Linked DNA regions of Homo sapiens: region 2 is linked to region 1. Evidence: chromatin loops called from intact Hi-C (ENCODE). Cell type or tissue: left ventricle myocardium inferior. All regions are shown on one strand. Links, peaks and the distances in the headings refer to the core of each region. The heading gives the core; the rest is flanking DNA. Region 1 holds the start of LINC02473 (long intergenic non-protein coding RNA 2473). Region 2 has its middle 32 kb from the start of MIR573.

Region 1 (9,896 bases), core at 2,742-7,741:
AATTCCATCTCCCACTTGGTCCTTTCAGAGTCCCTTCTTTTGATGCAGGCAAGAAATCCTAATTTAGCATCACTTGTGATTATAATTAAGGTGCTGTTTACTCCCTCTTCCAGATCATTAATGAGGATGTTAAATGAGACCAGAATGAAACCGTGTCCCCATGGCATTCCGCTAGACACCTTCCAACAACTTGACACTCTGCCATTTGCTGTTTCATTACCCTTTGTTTACCTTGTGAGCTCAGGCCCTTGCTTTTGAAGGAGGCAGAAAGCTTACTATTTCTACTGCTGCATAGATGCCACTTAAAGGGTGGGGCTGTTAAAACCTGGCAGATTGTAAATGCATCCTTTTGAGTTTGAATTAAATGTGGATTATGAATAGAGCATTGTCAGTAAATACTGTTGCTCTCCCTCCTCTCAGATGCCTTTGTTTGCTCTTGACTTTCTGCAGCTGTTGTCTTTCTGGGAGCAGAGAAGGGTAGCTGTTTGCTGTATGCAAAGATATTGCTTGGATCAGCTTAACTACAAGTGTAAAGTTACACTGTTGCATGTGAAAGATGTGGTAGATGGATTGCATTCATGGCTCTAGTTTTTCTCTCCTCCCCATATCCATGCCCTTTACTGAAGTAACTTTGCAGTACACTCCCAACTCTGACTCTGCCAAGCCATGTGACTTTCTTTGACAAATGGGATTTTAGCAGACATAATGCAAGTGTAAGCTTGGAAAAAAGCACTACGTGTCTGCTTGCACTCCTGAGCCTCCACCATTGCTGTGAAAACATGCCTGGGAGAGCCTGCTGGAAGACAGTACCCAGAGCAGCGCCCCAGTCTCTCCAGTTGACTAGCCAGGACCAGCCTAGATCTTCTGACAACTGGATGACCTTCAGATATGTGAGTGAAACCAGCAGAATTTGCAAGCTGACCACCACCAGATGCATGAGCAATAAGTATACTGCTTATGAGGTCTTGTTTGTTATACAGCCTCAGCTATGGCAATAGATAGCTGATACAATAGCACACATTTGGAGCTTTGTGGACTGGGAACTCATTGATCTTCCAAAGATTTTCCACATGGTGGGTCCCTGACACGATCCTTTACAAGAAATGAGAAGGAAAAGTTTTCTAAATAGAGATTCAGAAGGACAAAACAGGCTCTAGCATCTACAGTAACCTTTAAGAGACAAGGAGCAAGGGAGAAAAGAGCCTCCATGGAGACTTCCAGAATATGCAGGGCACTAAAAAAACTCCTTTTTCCTTTCTCTTTCTCTCTCTCTTTTAAGTAAAACAAGGTCTCACTGTACTGCCCAGGTTGGTTTCAAATTCCTGGGCTCAAGTGATCTTCCGACCTTGGTCTCCCAAAGTGGTAGGATTATAGGCGTGAGCCACTGCACCTGGCCTTCTTTTTCCAATGAAGACAGAAAAGAGAAATGAAGGGTGACCTAATAATTAGAATGCACTGACTCTCCCCTAACCCTAGGCACTGGTTTGCTGTTTCATTTTCAAATATTTGCCTCCGGAAACAGTCAAATCACTCAGGCTACAGCCGAAAAATGCTCCTTTGGTTTATGGCAACGCCATTGTTACAGGAAAGGGGTTCCGATCCAGACCCTAAAAGAGGGTTCTTGGATCTTGTGCAAGAAAGAATTCAGGGTGAGCCATACAAAAAAGTGAAAGCAAGTTTATTAAGAAAATAAAGGAATAAAATAATGGCTGCTTTATAGACAGAACACCCAGAGGGCTGCTGGTTGTCTATTTTTATGGTTATTTTTCCATCATATGCTAAACAATGAGTGGATTATTCATGCCTCCCCTTTCTAGACTATATAGGGTAAGTTCCTGACATTGCCATGGCATCCATAAACTGTCATGGCGCTGGTGGAAGTGTAGTAGTGAGGATGACCAGCGGTCACTCTCATGACCATCTTGGTTTTGATGGGTTTTCAGTGGTTTCTTACTGCAACTTGTTTTATTACCAAGGTCTTTATGACCTGTGTCTTGTATCTCCTGTCTCATCCCGTAACTTAGAATCCCTTAACCATCTGGGAATGCAGCCCAGTAGGCCTTAGCCTCATTTTACCCAGCTCCTATTCAAGATGGAGTTGCTCTGGTTCACACGCCACAGACACTGAGACAGGTGGCCTTACGAAGATGGGTAAAGCCTGGAAAAGGAGTTTGCACTCCTTACTCTGAGTGGAGGCACATGCTTCTTAAGTGCACAAGCTTCTGAAGACACAGCCTCTACTTGCTCCTTGGGGCTTTTTTTTTTCTTTCTTTTTCTGGAGACCGAGTCTGGCTCTGCTGCCCAGGCTGGAGTACAGCAATCTCAGCTCACTGCAGCCTCCGCCTCCCAGGTTCGAGTGGTTGAATCCTGCCTCAGCCTCCTGAGTAGCTGAGATTACAGGCATGCGCCACCATGCCCGGCTAATTTTTGTATTTTTAGTAGAGACAGGGTTCCACCATGTTGGTCAGGCTGGTCTTGAACTCCTGACCTCAAGTGATCTGCCCGCCTTGGCCTTCCAAAGTGCTGGGATTACAGGTGTGAGCCACCATGCCTGGCCCCTGGGGCTTTTCTTACTCAGCAGCCCTCTAGGCTGCCTCTTCACAGCGGACACCCAACCTTAGAATGGGCAAAGTGTGGCCCCTGGCCAGCAGCCTGGGCATCACCCAGGAGCTCATCAGACCTGCAGAATCTCAGAGCCCACCCTCACCTAATGAATCTAAACTGACATTTCACTGGAACCACAGGGAATTTGTGTGCACATTAAAGTTCAAGGAGCACAGGTCTTAGGAGATGTAGAGCTCCTCTGGAAGGGCATATCATTTATTTGGGGTCCATCCCCACCTCTAGGTGGTGAGTTCTTGAGGGGAGGATGATACCTTGTGAGTCTTTGTATCCCCAGCACCAAGCACTGCGCCTAAATGTAATAGGAGCTCAAAACTAATTTGCTAAACTGCAGTGAGCTGATGTAACTGAACAGCCAGACTCGTCAAGCTTACTCCCCTATCTCGTGGACAGGACTTTCCTCTCCAGGATTCCTGAGCTGCCTGGAGCAGTGACCACCTTTAATGCACAAATTTGTCAAAACAAGGCAAACCCCACCTCCCCGCCCCCCCCCCCCCGCCCCCACACACACAGACCCTGGGCAGCTCTGTGCACTCCAGAGATTTAGGTTTGAACATTGTGATGTAAAGCACAACATCCAGTGCATTTGAATAAGTGAGTTTGGGATCGGCATTCTGCATATATTAGAATGTCAATGAGGAACTTAAATTAGGGCCCTACTAAAAAATTTGCTAGGCCTTCAACAGTGGACTCAGAAATAGACCAGCAGGCAGGGAGGGAGGAAGAGAGGAAAGGAAGAAGGTTAAAAAACTGGGAGAGTGACAGTCGGGGAGGGGGAGGAAAGAAAAAATAGGCTAGGGCTTATGGGACCTAAATTTTACCTTGTTATTTTCTAGTGGAACTTGGAATTTTTCACCCCCTCTCACGGTATCATTGACATTAAATATCCAATCTTCTCTGCCCCACATCAACTTGAGTAATAAACCACAGCCAAGGTTGGCTGCATCTGCTCTCTTCCTCCTTACTCAATTCAAGTTAAGAATGCTCACACCATACACTACTATTGGGATTTTTAAAATGATTTATTTTGCTACACAGTTCAGACCTTTGAACCAGGCTGGATGCTGGGTGCTTTGTTGACACAGTAGTTAGGGATAAAAGGGGAGTTTGGGGAATTGCAGAATTCTGACTTTCTATAAATCACTAATTTTATTGTAGTAAATAGAGGTCACCTCCTGGAACTTCAGTCGCCTGCCTTGAAAAATGGCATGAAACTATCAATGTCCATCTAAAGGAAAAAAACAGGACAAAGAGAGTGGAAGGGAAAAGTATTTTCTCAGTTTTAGCCAAGGCTGCATCAAGAATATGGCTAGTATGCTCAAAGCTATCTTTAAGAGGTGGCCCAGAAACTTCCCATTTCTTCTTTGAGCACACTGTCTATTGCCCCTGCCCTAGACGAGAGGCTAAAGGCAAAGAATGTGGCAAAGTAGCTGGGGTGTGGGGGACCTTGGACATTCAGTTCTGTCATGAGCTTAGAAGGGCTAAGCCAGAAGGGAGACTGAAGAGTGCACTCCAAAACTGTGCCCGATTCAGCTGAGAGTAATCAAAACAGATACCACATATGGCAGGAGCTGCAAACACAGGCAAACTCAGGGGCCATGGAGGGAAGGTAAATGGCTTGGGAGAGTTGCTAAACTGAGAGACTCTAGCTTGAGTTACTCAACATCTTTCTAACTCCTTCTTTCTTTTTTGTTCTCCTGTTTTTTCTTTCCTTATTTTATTTTATTTTATTTTGTTTCATTTTATTTTATTTTATTTTATTATTTTATTGCGTTCTGGGGCACATGTGAAGGATGTGCAGGTTTATTGCATAGGTAAACATGTGCCATGGTGGTTTGCTGCAACTATCCACCCATCACCTAAGTACTAAGCCCAGTATGCATTAGCTATTTTTCCTGATGCTCTCCCTCCTCCCTCCCTTATTTCTTTTGTGTGTGTGTGTGTGTGTGTGTGTGTGTGTGTGTGTGTCCAGGTCTCGCTATGTTTCCTAGGCTGGAGTGCAGTGGTGCGACCTCAGCTCACTGCAACCTCTGCCTCCCAAGCTCAAACGATCCTTCCACCTCAGCCTCCTGAGTGAGATTACAGGTGCATGTCACCAGGCCTGGCTAATTTTTTAATTTTTTGTAGAGAAGGGGTTTCACCATGTTGCCCAGGCTGCCTCACTTCTAACCTGTAAGACATAAGTGGAAGTCCCTGGAAAGTCTTCCTTTCTTGTATAAAAAAGCAAAGTCTTGCTAGGAGAGATTTTGTCCTTTGCTCCTTTGCCATTCCCTCCTCCTTTTCCTGCCTGAAACACAGATGCCATAGCTTGCTGTGCAGGAGCCATCTTGAGATCATGAGGACCAAACACTTCATGCTTAAAGACAGCAGAGCAGCAAGGCTGAGGAGCCTAGGTCCCTGCTGGCATTGCTCAGCCTCACTGCCAGCCCTGGACATCTAGCTGCAAGAAGAAAATTAACCCCTTACTTATTTAAGCCCCTGTGGTCAGGTTTTCTACTCTACACACAGTGATATGCTACCCCCGGCTCTATCCATTGTTGCTGTATAGGAATGCTGGCTCGGTGTCACAAGATTTTCTGATTTTTCAAGAGAAGATATAAATCTGGATTTTTTAAAATACAGAATTTCCCAGTTGGCAGTTGGTAATTGATCCCAATAGAGACAATTAATTGAATTTTTTGAAGACACACTTCCAATTTGTGATCTCTGATTTATAGAATCTTTACTCTGGGCCAGAGGCTATGCTAAGCATTTTATATAGATGATCACATTTAATCCTGACAACAGTGCTGAAAGTCATGCTATTATTACTTTTTTATATATAGTTTAAGAAACTGAGGCTCAAAAGTTTAGCTAACTTGCCCAAAGCTGTGTAGCTATAGAGAAAGAGCCATTATTACAGCTCATGCCTGACTTTGGACCAGGCATTGCTAATAATGTGAATAATATGGAGTCAATCCTCTATTGCCACATAATGCTGCTTGACAATCCACGTAGAAACTCAGTGGCTTACAACCAGAATTTACTCTCATGCTTATGGTTCTGTAGGATGACTGTGGTATGGGTGATCCCAGTTGGGCTCAGTTGCATGCCTCTGCTTCAAGCTGTGATTCCCGTGGGATAGGGTCTAGGCTGGGAGTTGGGTTCAAGTCCACTCCATGTGTTTTCACTCTGAAAGGGCAGTAGCTGTGCAGGGTATGCTCTTCCCTTGGGAGAATACCAGAATGTAAGAACCAAGCCCTCATCGGTGAGTGCATTTAAGGTCTCTAGTCATATTGTGTCTGCTAGCATTCCATTGGTCAAAAGAAGCTATGATGCTGAGCCCAACATCTGTGGAGCAGGGAGATATACTTGGCCCACAGAAGGAGGGAGCATGAGCATTGCTCAACAGTGATCCAAACAATCACAACTATTCTACACAGCCTCAGGAAAAGCTGGCTTTCATTCCGATGAAACAAAGACTCCTTTTTTCCCCACTGCCTGTTTGCAAAAATGGCAGATGCTGCAAGGACCTGGTAAGTGGGGCACAAAGCCATGCAAATCCATCTGAAGTCAGTTCATTTCAGAGATACCACCAGCTTCTGATGGTGTTACACCCTGGAAATGGCAGTCCAGCTCTAGCTTCTGGAAGGCAACTGGCAAGAGGTAAGGAAGAGATGGTGGGAAGGTAGCCCCTCTCCTTGTTGGGGAGGAGCTTTCATCTTATTCCAGTTCTCAGCAGTAGAAGCTATGCCTGGAGACTTCCAGGTGTCTCCTGTCCTGGTTCCTGCCTTGTTCTTTCTCTTTTCCCTCATCCTCATTTATGTTTTCACTCCTCCTTCTCCAATATTCCAGAATATTCATTCATCCATTCAATGAATAGGCATTTATTGACCACCTCCTTTGTGCCAATTGCTGTTCTTGATGCTGTGGTAACAGCAAGAACAGGACTGAACCCATCCCAATTTCCATCTGAGCTACTTCTAGTAGAGGCTGGCAAATAACAAACAAGTAAATAAAATGAAAAGCATAATTTGGGAGAGTGAGAAGTGCTCCCAAGGGCAGACAGAATGGAGAGGGGAGCAAAGAAAGGGAAGGAGGGTGGAGGAGAAAGGGCCCAGCCTCTTAGTGCCTGACTAGCCCTTTGCTGTGAAGGCTCACCTTTCACGCTTGGCTTCTCCCTGAAGCTGGGAGCTACTTCAGGCAGGAGCCATATTTGATTCAGCTGTGTCCAAGGTCAGACGCAAAGCTTCCCCAAACGCTGTTGGGCAGCAGATTATACCACAGTGTCTTGAAATACCTGCATGGTGTCTATGTGAGCAAGACCTGCTGCCTCCAAGTGTCCTGTCGGTTGTGTTAATCACGTGCATGGGAGGTGAGGGGTGGTATGTACTTGGAGGGGGAGCCCATAGCGAAGGGCAGGGGAGAGAGCCACCAACAGCTTCTCCACTCCTTTTATGGGATAAACTGGGTGGTCCCTCCATGTACACAGGCTTCATGCAGAGCTCTGGATATGCTGCATTAGACCACCTTGTGCCTCAGTTTACTGGAGGGATATAACTAACCTCATCAGGTTCCCTAGAGCAGAGATTCTCAACAGGGTAAGAAGTGATTTTGCCCTGCCATACCCATATCAGGGGACATTTGGCAATGTCTGGAAACATTTTTGATGATCACAACTCGGGAGGGAGTACACTGGCATTTAGTGGGCAGAGGCCAGGGATGCTGCCAAACATGCCACAATGCACAAGGCAGAATTATCTGGCTCACAATGTCAGTAGTGCCCGGGTGCCCTGGAGCCATGCTTGTTAGCCACCCACCCCTCGTGCATCTGTGCAGGGGCTCAATTTAATTTCTCTATATTATTTTATTTACTTTGAGAATGGGTGATATATGCACATCACAACATTCCAAAAGAACAATAGAGGTCATAGTGAAAATGCCTCTCTTTCAGTCTTATTAATAGCTCTCCTTCCTCTTCCCCACCCCTACTACCTTGTGCATCTCCTTCCAAACATACTCTGCCTGTTAGTGCCCCACCTAATATCTTATCGTCTCTCACCTCAACACACCAAAGGCTGCTTTTTGTGACTATCCAAATTTTTCTGCCTGGGGGCTTTTTGTTCTGGCCCTGGGAGCACCTTTGGCAAACTGGAATTGCCCAAGAGTTAATGCTCCTGGAAGTAGCCCACAACCAAAGACAGGTGGAAAGTTGGTGGATAAATACCTCAGCTTATCTTAGGTGAGATAACTCTGAAGGGAGTTCTACACTGTTGGCTTGTTTCACCCTGCAGGATTGCCGTCCAGTTGCTCTCAGTGGTAACGTTCTTGATATTTTCCCTTAATTGACTACCTTTTCTTCCTTGCCTTACTTCTCCACTCTCCTATCGGAATTTCCTGGGATTGCAAGCGAACATCTCAGAGTGTGATTCTGGAGGAACCCAAACTAAGAGAGGGCTATCTATATCTATCTATATCTAGATCTAGATCTATATCTATCTATATCTAGATCTAGATCTATATCTATCTATCTATATATACATACCTATGTATACATACATAGGTATACATGTATATATACACACACATATATTCATATGTGTATATGTGTATGTGTAGTATATATGTGTATATATAGATACAGTTTTTACACAAGTGATAACGTTCTACATCTTGCTTTTTCACTTAATTATATATCTTGGTGGTGTTCCTTATCAGTATAGTGAGCTACTAATATCTTATTATTTCTTGCAACATTCTATTTCATTATATAGATATCCCATAACTTATGGGCATCTAGATAGATTTTCATCTGTGTTTATCAGTGCCCTTGAAACAGTGCCCTTGAAACAGTTTATCAGTGCTCTTATACATTTGATATAATTTCTTCCAGAGTCATGAGATATGCATGTTTAAAATTTTGATAGACATTGCCAATTCTTTATAAAGCCTACACCAATTTATAGCTTCTCACCAGCAACATATGAGTTGAAACTTGGTGCTGAAAAGATGAAGCCAAATGTTTAGGTTGCCTTTTGTCCCTGCTTTGGTCTCTGCTCAAAGCATGTCCTCTCTTCTGTACCTTGGAAGTGGACATGAGCATGGAACTCCCAGGCTGTGGAATACCAGGTGAATGAGTGCAGCCAGGAGGCACCCGGTGGTGTTCCTGAAGGTGTGGACACACATACACACAGCAAACCCACTTGCTCTCCAGATAGTTGGAATCCTTGTTGGTTAAACGTTATGGAGGAACAAAGTGGTGAACACCTCAAAGATGAAGTTTCCAAATCAGATTCAATAGTGAGATATTGAAGGGATATATGCACTTCCCTTGATAGGCCCCTTGCAATTGAGTAGGGGCAAATATTAATACATTCTGAGTGCTCACTGTGTGCCTGGCTGAGAGCCAAATGCATTCCTTGCATCTTCTTATCATCTCATAGCAACCCTATATTGAAGATGATGTTCTTATTCCTGTCTTTTAATGAGGTTACTGGATGATAAATATATTAATTGACCACTTAGCAGATGGAAACTATTGAAAGCCTAACCCAAACTGCCAGGGTTAAAATCCTGGCTGTTTCTCTTATGAGTTGGGTAACCTTAGGCAAGATGCCCTTCTTCTCTTTGGTGCTTCTATTTTCTCCTCTGTAAAATGGAGACATTGCTATGAAGGTGAAATAAGTTAATAGATAGAAAATGCTCAGAAAAAATGGGCTATCTAATCATTGTCTATATGACTCTTGAAACTGGAATTTATTCACTGTATTTTACAGTATCCCAGCAGTCCAGTTCATTTTTTTAATTTATTTTATTATTTATTTATTTATTTATTTTGAGAGTGTCTCGCTCTGTCACCCATGCTGGAGTACAGTGGCCCAATCTCGGCTCACTGTAACCTCTGCCTCCCGGGTTCAAGCGATTCTCGTGCCTCAGCTTCCTGAGTAGCTGGGATTACAGATGTGCACCACCACACCTGGCTAATTTTTGTATTTTTAGTAGACACGGGGTTTCGCCATGTTGGCCAGGCTGGTCTTGAACTCCTGACCTCAGGTGATCCACCTGCCTCGGCCTCCCAAAGTGCTGGGATTACAGGCATGAGCCACCATGCCCGGCCCTGGCCAGTTCATTTTTAAAAACTGAAATTTTAAGAGTTTAAGAAAATAAATGAAAGAGATACAAGTTTTATTTCAGAATTCTCAAAGCGTACTGAGGATTGTTGCTGGAACCACGCTTATGCCTCCGCTGTACGGCTGGCTGGGGGCTCCTGGGGTGGGAGCCGATTACACCACCGT
Region 2 (9,896 bases), core at 3,278-8,277, 180 kb before region 1:
TTATTGTTACCTGATTCAGAGACTTCTTGGAGTGAGGCATGTTAAAGGTGACAGAATGAGGACCAGAGCCTAACTCCCCAACTTCCTGGGAAGTACGCCTTGCCTATTTCATTATTTTATTATTTTTAATATTTAGATTTCTCTTGGTTGTATTTTCTCATTACACATAATAATACAGATTTGTGAAAAGAAAGAAAAGGAGGAAGATAGGGAGGTTAAGACAGAGGGAGAGAGAAAAGAAGGAAAAGAATTAAATTAGAAAAAGGCCAGATGCTGTATCTCATGCCTGTAATCCCAGAATTTTGGGAGGCCAAGGCAGGTGGATCACCTGAGGTCAGGATATTCAAGATCAACCTGGCCAATATGGTAAAACTGCGTCTCCACTAAAAATAAAAAATAAATAAAAAATTAGCTGGGCATGGTGGTGGGCACTTGTAATCCCAACTACTAGGGAGGCTGAGACATGAGAATCACTTGAACCCAGGAAGCAGAGGTTGCAGTGTGCCAAGATCATGCCACTGCACTCCAGCCTGGGTGACAGAGCAAGACTTCATCCTCAAAAAATAAATGCCGGACGCGGTGGCTCACACCTGTAATCCCAGCACTTTGGGAGGCCAAGATGGGAGGATCACGAGGTCAGGAGATTGAGACCATCCTGGCTAACACGGTGAAACCCATCTCTATTAAAAAGACAAAAAATTAGCCAGGCGTGGTGGCGGGCGCCTGTAGTCCCAGCTACTTGGGAGGCTGAGGCAGGAGAATGGTGTGAACCCAGGAGGCAGAGCTTGCAGTGAGCTGAGATCACGCCACTGCACTCCAGCCCGGGCGACAGAACAAGACTCTGTCTCAAAATAAATAAATAAATAATAAAAATAAAATAAAATAAGAAAAAAACTGCCAAAGAGATCATGTGACATTTTAGTCTATGTACTTCTAGTTATAAACACATATACTTTAAATAATAGAATTCTATTGAACATACCATTTTGCAATCTTTTTATTTTCCCTCGATGCACGCCAATAATAATAGAACAATAGTAGTGATGACAATAACAATAGCTAGTCTTTTTTAGCCTCTTACTATGTGTTAAACACCCCTCTAACACACTCTTAACTCATGAATTTTCACAACCCTTTGACATAGACGCTTATCATCTGCATTTTATAAATGAGGAAACTGAGGCACAAAAAGTGTAATATACCCAAGGTCTCACAACTAGTAAATGGGGAATTCAGGGTGGAAACCAGGCAGCCCACAGCACAGCCCCTGCCTAAAAAACCCATGTTCTGTGTTCTTCATGGTTCATCCTGACGTGCTGTTTCACTGCCTGATTATTTTCCATTTACCACATCATGAATATCTGTCCTCGCCATTCCATAGTTTTGCACAACATCACTTTTGGTGGCTGCATAGTATTTGTTGTCTATTATTATCTCCATTTTACAGATGAGAAAATCGAGGCTTGGGTGCTCAGTAGGCTGGCGGAGGGTAGTTGGAATGACCACAACCTGCCTTCAAGCCCTAGGCGCTGTCCGCCCCACAGTGCTCTCAGAAGTACACACACTGAGCACCTACTGCAATCAGGGTATTTGCTGGTCTCAGTGAAGAATGGCAGACCCATACGATTCTCACTGCTGTGCAACTTACAGTCCAGTGGGTTGAGACTCGCAATGAAATAAGTAAGCAAATACATGACCAAGATGATTTGAGATATTGGCAAGTGCTAGAAAAACAATTCCACTCTGTGGTGTGATGAGTGTGAGTGGCAGTGATTATTCTGGAAAACTGTTTGAGGAGGTAAGATTTGAAGTGATACCCAGATGACAAGAGGAAGTCATCACACAGTAATCTAGAGTCAGATTTATCTAAAGCTCTTAACATCAAACAAAAGCTTAGTGCTAACCTGAGGGAATGGTGAGCAGAAGCATTTTTTATTTTTAGAAGTCTCATAAAGAGCATGAGACAGTGCAGGCAGAGTGGAAACAGCAAGGCTTGTGAGCCAGGGCTGGCGGGGGTGAGCCTGGCTCTGTCCCGCGTGTGGCCTTTGACAGAGTCCCAGTCACCTCATCTGTAAAATGGGCTTGCAATTGCTTAGAGCAGGGCTGCTGTCAACATGAAATGGAATAACTATGGAAAGCACCTGGAGGATACTGTAATCTCTACTGTTGACATCAGCTCTCAGGGTTTGATTGGCCTGCCCTTTGAAGCATCCAGTCTGGAATATTAAGACATCAGTGTCCGGGTGTGGTGGCTTATGCCTGTAATCCCAGTATTTTGGGAGGCTAAGGCAGGCAGATCACTTAAGGTCAGGAGTTCAAGGTTAGTTCAAGCCTAGCCAACATGGCAAAACGCTGCCTCTACTAAAAATACAAAAATCAGCCAGGCATGGAGGCACGCCCCTGTAATCCCAGCTACTCAGGAGGCTGAGGCAGGAGAAACACTTGAACCTGGGAGGCGGAGGCTGCAGTGAGCCGAGATTGCGCCATTGCTCTCCAGCCTGGGCGACGGAGCAAGACTCCGTCCCACAAAAAAAAAAAAAAAAAAAGACATCAGCATTAATCAACAGGAGAATAAGGAGATTCCTGAGATTTCACAAACGACACATATTTGTGAGCCTGTTGGGTATTGTCACCATATTATGATTAAGATCTAGATAATACTTGGCACATCATTTACTAAGTCTCTCCACAAGAGCAACTTGGAAAATTCAGAGGAATGACCTTTGGCTTCTCAGTTGGTCTGTTTACTCTGATAGACTGAGGGAGAAGGCTAACTGGGTCACCCATGACCATCTTTGACCTTTCTCAACTCTCAGTTGATGTCACTGTTGTGGTAGAGGCCCTTGGGGAAAAATTCTTTCTCTCTCAACTTTCTTTGTCCATGGAAGTAAATTGTGTTAACAATGGCTCTGACTACATTTATATCCATTGCCTACCTTCATCTTCCTACCTCCTGTTCTCCCCATTTTACAGACGAGGGGACCGAGGTTCCGAGAGGTCACACAGCCAGGTAGGCAGCTCGCTCTGGGCTGGGTCCTTTTCTCGTTCATGTACTCAGTCCCCACAACAGTCTTCAAGCCTTTTTGCCTCAGGAACCACTCTTTCTTCCATTTTCCCCTGGTCAGCTCTGACCTCGTCCTCAGATCTCAGCTTGTGTCACTTCCTCAGTGAAAAGCCCATATTATGGGCTCACCAAGCTCTGTATCTTCCTCCTGCGTCCTGCCTATCAAAGCTACAATTGCACAATTGTCCATGTGACTGTTGGATCCATGTATAAAGTAGGAGTAAAGAGCCCAAGCTCAGACATCAGGGACGTGGGTTTAGAAATGAGTGCCACCTCTTTCCAGCTGAGTGTCTTTGGGCTAGTTATTTAGCCCCTGCCCATCTCAGTTTCCTGGGGTGTAAAATGAGAATCATAATAATAACTACCTCATAGAATGGCAATGATGTGAAATCAACTCATGTTGCTAAAGTTCTTGGGGAAAATGCCCAACAGACAGCCTGCGATACACGTAGAGAGGGGCCAGAAGGCCATCTCCTAGGCCACACCGAGCCACACTGCAACCTCCATACAGGCAGGATGGTGTTGCGCTTGGCAAAGCAGGTATTCCACAAATATCTGTAGAATTCAATGAAGTACTATCATCATCATCCTCATTATCATTCTCATTTTACAAGAGAGCGTTCAAGTCGCTTGCCCAAGGTCACATGACTAGTTAAGACACTGAGCTGAGACTCACCTTAAATCCTATTGCTCATCCCACCTGGCTATTCTGCTGGCCATAGGGTCTTCTGGTCTACTGTGGATAAAACCCAGAGTCCAGGCAGGACAGGGAACAGGGGGTTGCAGAAGCTTAGGGAGGAAGCACGCCAAAGTAGGCGCACCTTCATACAGTCTCCCAAGCCCGACTGCCTGCAGATTTTCTGTCTGAGCCGCCAGAAACAAAGATGACAGCCGAAGGGCTGAAGGTCACTCCAGAGTAGGGAGAGAGGGGTCTTGGTGGGCCCAGATCTCCCAGCACCAGGCAGTGGGTTCTCACACCAGCCTTGGTCTCCTGGGCACAGAACGAGGACAGGGATAGGAGACCTCCCATCTCTCAAATGCCCTGGTGTGTTTAACTTGTTCCTGCATTTTCCTGGGGGACTTGTGTGTGCTCTGGGCCTAATGATTTCCTGTGAACATTCTACCCGGGGTGTATTCCTGTGTCTTCAGAGGAAGGACTAATCCAGCCAGACCGTCTCCATTCCCCTCCCTTTACCCTCTCGGACCAGACCAGCCTGGCATTTTTTTCTCTTGAATTTAAGAGCCTTGCAGACACGAAGATCCTTTTAGCTTTTAACATATTTAATAATTTATTATTTATCTAGTGTTTTTGTAAATGTATTCCTCAGATCTTGCCTTTGCATCTCTAGTTTCCAATTTGCACCTACCTGACATAGTTTATATTACAATCCCTTGATTCTCCAAAGGCAGGGTTTCCTCTTTTAACACTTTTTTATAGTCCTAATGAACTTCTATGCTTCATTTACTCAAGAAGACATCTCTCTCTCCCTCTTTCACATTTTCCTGCTCACAGGCATACAAATCATATGTGTCACTAATACAGTGTTGATTTTTCCTGGGTTGGTTCTTTTTTTAAACATGTTTGCCCTTCAGCCTGCTATTAACCAGTTTCTTCCTACTTTGAAAAACTCACTCTTTTAAATTTCATCATTCAGTATTTCCTCAGGGATTTTACCCTTTATTAAGAAGTCAGAACCAATTTTGGAGCAATCCTGGATACCAAACAGTCTCCTGAATCCTTTGTCTCCTCCCCAGCTCTGGCACAGGAGTGGGCACACAGCAGTGACCCAATAAATACTTGTTGGTTGACCAGGTGGCCAACAAGTGATTTTCAGAGAGGCAGATTGGAGTCCTGCTTAAGTACATGGGTGTGAAATCGGGACATGTGGGTTTCAGTGCTGGTTTTATTCCACATGTGGCTCTGTGACCTTAAGCAAGCCACTCAAATGCTCTAGGCTTCCATTTCCTCAGCTGTAAAATGGGAATGAGAGTCTTTTCTACCATCTTCCAAGGCTTACTGCAAGGATTAAATACATAAAACACTAAGGAAGATACCTGACAGAGCAAGCTGTCGATAAACAATAACTTTGGTTTCTTGCCTACTGCCTCCTCTTTGCAAGACACTTACATGATAGAGATTACCTTGAATCACAGACAGAACAAGGCAATTCACACCTCTCCCCGCACTTCCAAATTAAGAACCACGTGTGATAAAGGCACTAGGAAGATCTCGCTCTCGGTTGTCCACACAAGCATTTAGATGTGTGCAAACGGCCCATCCATGAGTCCCAGTCTCCTGCTGTCCCTTCTGAGACCTCAAGGCCAGCATCTGTAAAAAGGGGATGGTACTTTGCCCCTTACTGGAGAAAGAATTCACCATCCCTATTCTCAAACCTGTCGCCTTCATTTAAATGATCTATTGCCTTGTTACCCTAACATGAATTGCCCTCACACCAGTTCAAAACAGCTGGTAAATAAACCAACTAGGACGATAGAGGCCATCCAGTCCTCTTTAAGGATGGGTTGGCTCAGGAGGTCAAGGCAGAAATGCCCACTAGGGGGCGAGCGTGCTCACTCATCGATCCCCGTGGTGGTTCAGTCCTGGAACTACTAGGAAGGGAAGAGGGGGCTAACACGTTCCAGGCACTCTCCCAGGCCCATCTCTGGATGCACTACCACATGTAATCTAACATTGCCCCGGCTGAGGAGGTTGTATTTCTCCATATTAAACCTAGGTATTCTGAGGCTTAGGGGGGTTAGTTAATCGGCCCAGGATCCCAGAGCTGAAAGTGGAAATTGTGATGGAAACGAGGCTTCTCCTACTCTAGCAGGCCACCTAAAGGGTCCCTGTAAAGGGCAATACTCAGCTTTGACTGTTGGAAAGGAAGGTGTGCAGACACCAGACATGTGGACACTGACAAAATGGTGGGTCACATACACCTTCCCCCAAAAAGGGGCGTAAGTTTAAGCCTGTGTTTCCCAAAGTGTGTCCCACAGAACATAAATCCTGAAAGGTCCTCTGTAAAAAAGGTCTCTGAGGTCATAGAAGTATTTGAAATGTGGCATTTACTGTTCTTTCTGAAATACAAAATACTGGTGAATATGTTAAAGGTCGTGGGAAGTCCTGCAGTAAAGAAACCTGTTTGCTTGACTTTGTTTAATCTAGTTGAGCACTTGGCCAGCCTATTGGACATCAGGGTTGTTACATACATATGACATCTATTCATTTTTTAAAAATAAGCTTGCTTCAGAACATTAGGAACATACTGAAAGTGAAGGAATGGGAATTCACACATTCAAATAAGGGATTGACATAGATGTCTCAAAGACAGAGGAAAGTGCGTCCAAGTAGGGTATTTATGGAAAGTCTGAGTTATGAAACAAAAACAGACCCAGAACCATACAGAAACCTAAAGTCTTTAGGATATGAAGAACCATTTCAGCATTCAGGATGACTCCAAAATGTAATCCAGAAGACAAACTATCATGGTAACCAAGATGTTTCACACCATGGGGTAAAAATTTTACATTTTGAGTCCTTAATCTCCAAAGCATGCTCAGAGCTGGATCTTAGCATGGAATGTGAGTTTAATCATGAACTTGCTGTATTCATCAACACACACACACACACAATGGAAAAAAGTTTTGCTACGATTGTACTGAATGGCTTAGAGAGTACAGTCCACAGAGACAGATGGTTAGACCCATGGCTGGCTCCCAAAGCTGCATTCTCCAGTTCAGTGAGAGGCCAGCAGAGACAAGTGAGGAACCAGCTGCTTTCCACAGCTGGAACAGCTGCAGGGATTGACCTTGAGAGACCCTGCAGTCAGCACACGAACCTGGTGGCTCATGCTGACTTCATGCCTCAGAATGGAGTACAATGAAAAAGAACATCTACTGTTCCTGATGGGTTAAAGATGGCCACAAATCCTTTGATACTTCCCCTTTCAATAGGTGGGGTCTAATTTCCCTCCCCTTGAATCTGAGCTGGTCATAATGGCTCACTTGACCAAGAAAATGCGGCAACCGTACTCTTCTGGGACTTTTGAGGCTAAATCTTAAGAAGCTTGCAGCTTCTGTCAGTCTCCTAGAACACTCAGTCCTGGGACCCAGCTACCTTTCTGTGAGGAAGACCAAGCAGCCCCATGGAGAGGCCACATGGAGCCCTGGTTGAGCTCCAGCCAACAGCCAGCACCATCTTGCCAGCCATGTAAATAAGCCATCTTAGAAGTAGTTGGAAAACCAACAAGTCATCCAGCCACGCCCTACGCTTCTCACCCCTAAATGATCTGATCCTACATTCATGAAATACAGTAAAATGGTTGCTTTAAGCCACTAAATGTGAGATTATTTGTTAAACAGCAATAGATAACTGGAACACAATTTTATTGAGCCACTATAAGTGATGGCACCAAAGTAGGTACTTTGAATATGTTATCTCCTATAATCGTCACAATTTTCTTTAATTGTACAAATGTGAGAATTAAGACTTTGACCTTGGACACATTAAGAAACTCATCCCAAGTCACACAGCAACCCTGTTTTCCTGTCTCCAGTATCTTTAATTATTAGAAAATGTATTAGGGAAAAAAATCCACAAAATATGCTATAGAGAAAATAGGTAGTAGAAAAGTAGAATGAATGGTGAGTTTGCATGGGTGCAAAAGAAAGCACCTCTGATTCTAGCCTAAAATAAAACAAAAGTTGTAGACAATGGAGAATTCTCATGAAAATATGTCCTCCCTCTGGCTTCAGTTATATCACTGCTATGAGACTGAATAGGAAAGAGGGAATGTTTTCATAATGTTAAAGATTTTTTCCTTTAAATTAGCAAGGCCAGCGCACCAGCTGGGTCCTTGACAGTTGTCTTTACTAAAAGCACTTATGGACTTAGCACCTACTATGTGTTAGGCATTGCCTCAGGTGTTTCACCTGTCAGATAACCACAGGCACATTTCCTTACATTTGTAAGAGCTTTAGAGTTGACATAATATATTTACCCACATGGTCTCATTTCATCATGGGAGCAGATGCTTTTCCTGGGGAGCAAAAGGAGCCAAATTAATCAACAAATGATCAACATTTAGCAGGCACCACCTATATGCCTGACACATAAGATCATTCCCTGCCTCCCTCTCCCCACTGGCTGGTTTATTCCCCTTTGCTTTCTTACTTAACGGTTTGTATTGTATGGTTTATACCTGTTTCCCTCATGACTCTATAAGATTCTCTTGCATAGCAAAAACCTATGTACAGTGCCTGGGGCAAAATAGGGAAGGTCTGCTAGTGAAATGGAGGGAGGGAGGGAGGGAGGGAGGGAGGGAGGGAGGGAGGGAGGGAGGGAGGGAGGGATGGATGGGTAGGTGACTGGATGGGTGCATAGGTGGGTGGGTGACTGGATGGATGGGTGAATAGATGGATGGGTAGATGGGTGGGTGGGTAACTGGATGAATAGATGAAAGGGTGGATGGGTGGGTGACTAGATTAATGGGTGGATGGATGAATGGGTGGGTGACTAAATGGACAAATGAATGGATAGGTAGATTGGTGACCGGATGCATGCATGGATGGATGACAGGATGGATGGGTGGATGTTAGTGGGTGGGTGACTTGGATGGATGGATGGATGGATGGATGGATGGATGGATGGATGGACAAACGGATGGATGGATGGATGAGTGGGGACTGGATGGATGGATGGGTGTGTGAGTGGGTAGGTGAATGGTTGGATGGATGGATGGATGGATGGATGGATGGGTAGGTGACTGGATGGATGCATAGGTGGGTGGGTGTGTGAGTGACTGGATGGATGGGTAGATGGGTGGGTGGGTGACTGAATGAATAGATGGGTGGATGAATGGATGGGTGGGTGACTGGATGAATGGGTAGATGGGTTAATGAGTAGGTGACTAAATGGACAAATGGATGGATAGCTGAGTTGGTGACTGGATGGATGCATGGGTGGATGGAATGATGGATGGATGAATGGATAGATAGATATAGGTGTGTGGGTAACTGGTTGGATGGATGGATGGATGACTGGATGGACAGATGGATGGACAGATGGATGAATGGATGGATGGATGGATGGATGACTGGATGGACAGATGGATGGATGGATGGATGGGGACTGGTTGGGTGGATGGATGAGTGGGGACTGGATGGATGGATGGATGGGTGTGTGAGTAGGTAGGTAACTCTTTGGATGGATGGATGAATGGGTGGATGGATGGATAGGTGGGGACTGGATTGATGGATGAGTGGATAGGTCGGTGGGTGGGTAGATGGATACCTGGACGGGTGGGTGTGAATGAAAGGACTATATGAATAATTAAGTAGTTAAGAGTGGTTAAGACTTACGGAATCACCCACTCTTTATTGCACTCTTTTTTTTAAGAGGCAGAGTCTTTCTCTGTCACCCAGGTTGGAGTGCTGCAGCCTAATCATGGCCCACTACACCCTCCAACTCCTGGGCTCAAGGGATCCTCCCACCTCAGCCTCCCAAATAGCTGGTAGTACAGGCATGCACCACCATTCCCAGCTAATTTTTAAATTTTTTGTGGAGACGGGGTTTCACTATGTTGTCCAGGCTGACCTCAAAGTCCTGGGCTTGAGTATCCCGCCACCTCAGCCTCCCAAAGCTCTGAAATTATAGGTGTGAGCCACTGCACCTCGCTCTTATTACAAAAGCTACCAGTTTTTCGAAGAGGAGGAAAAGAATAGTGAAGGGAATGAAGAGATGGAAGAAAATGAGGATGAAGAAGACAGTTCAGGGAAAGTCATCAAAACAGGTACTAAGGAAGGGAAAAGATGTATTTAAAGTATTATCCAT

The links. A loop is a pair of places that touch in the nucleus more often than their neighbours do. Peaks named below come from ENCODE experiments on the same cell type or tissue, not always from the same donor. Only the 100,000 strongest peaks of a DNase experiment are listed, where the experiment ranks them.
Region 2: a loop joins it to region 1, with 3.0 times the contacts of the local background. A loop is called at or near these places in 2 of 110 quality-filtered maps.

What each region holds. Positions count from the first base shown.
Region 1 is chr4:24,659,154-24,669,049 of GRCh38, forward strand. It overlaps LINC02473 (long intergenic non-protein coding RNA 2473), which reads left to right and starts at 747. Exons shown (of 2, transcript NR_183976.1): 1 at 747-890. In left ventricle myocardium inferior, for the core only: no CTCF peak of the experiment used is centred there; no DNase peak of the experiment used is centred there; H3K27ac peaks cover 1,653 bases; H3K27me3 peaks cover 1,148 bases.
Region 2 is chr4:24,483,250-24,493,145 of GRCh38, forward strand. No RefSeq gene overlaps it. Among named protein-coding and RNA genes, the nearest start is that of MIR573, 32 kb to the right of the region's middle. RefSeq lists an enhancer at 5,684-5,733. In left ventricle myocardium inferior, for the core only: CTCF peaks have their summits at 5,616 (motif pointing right) and 5,815; DNase peaks (open chromatin) are centred at 5,642 and 6,812; H3K27ac peaks cover 545 bases.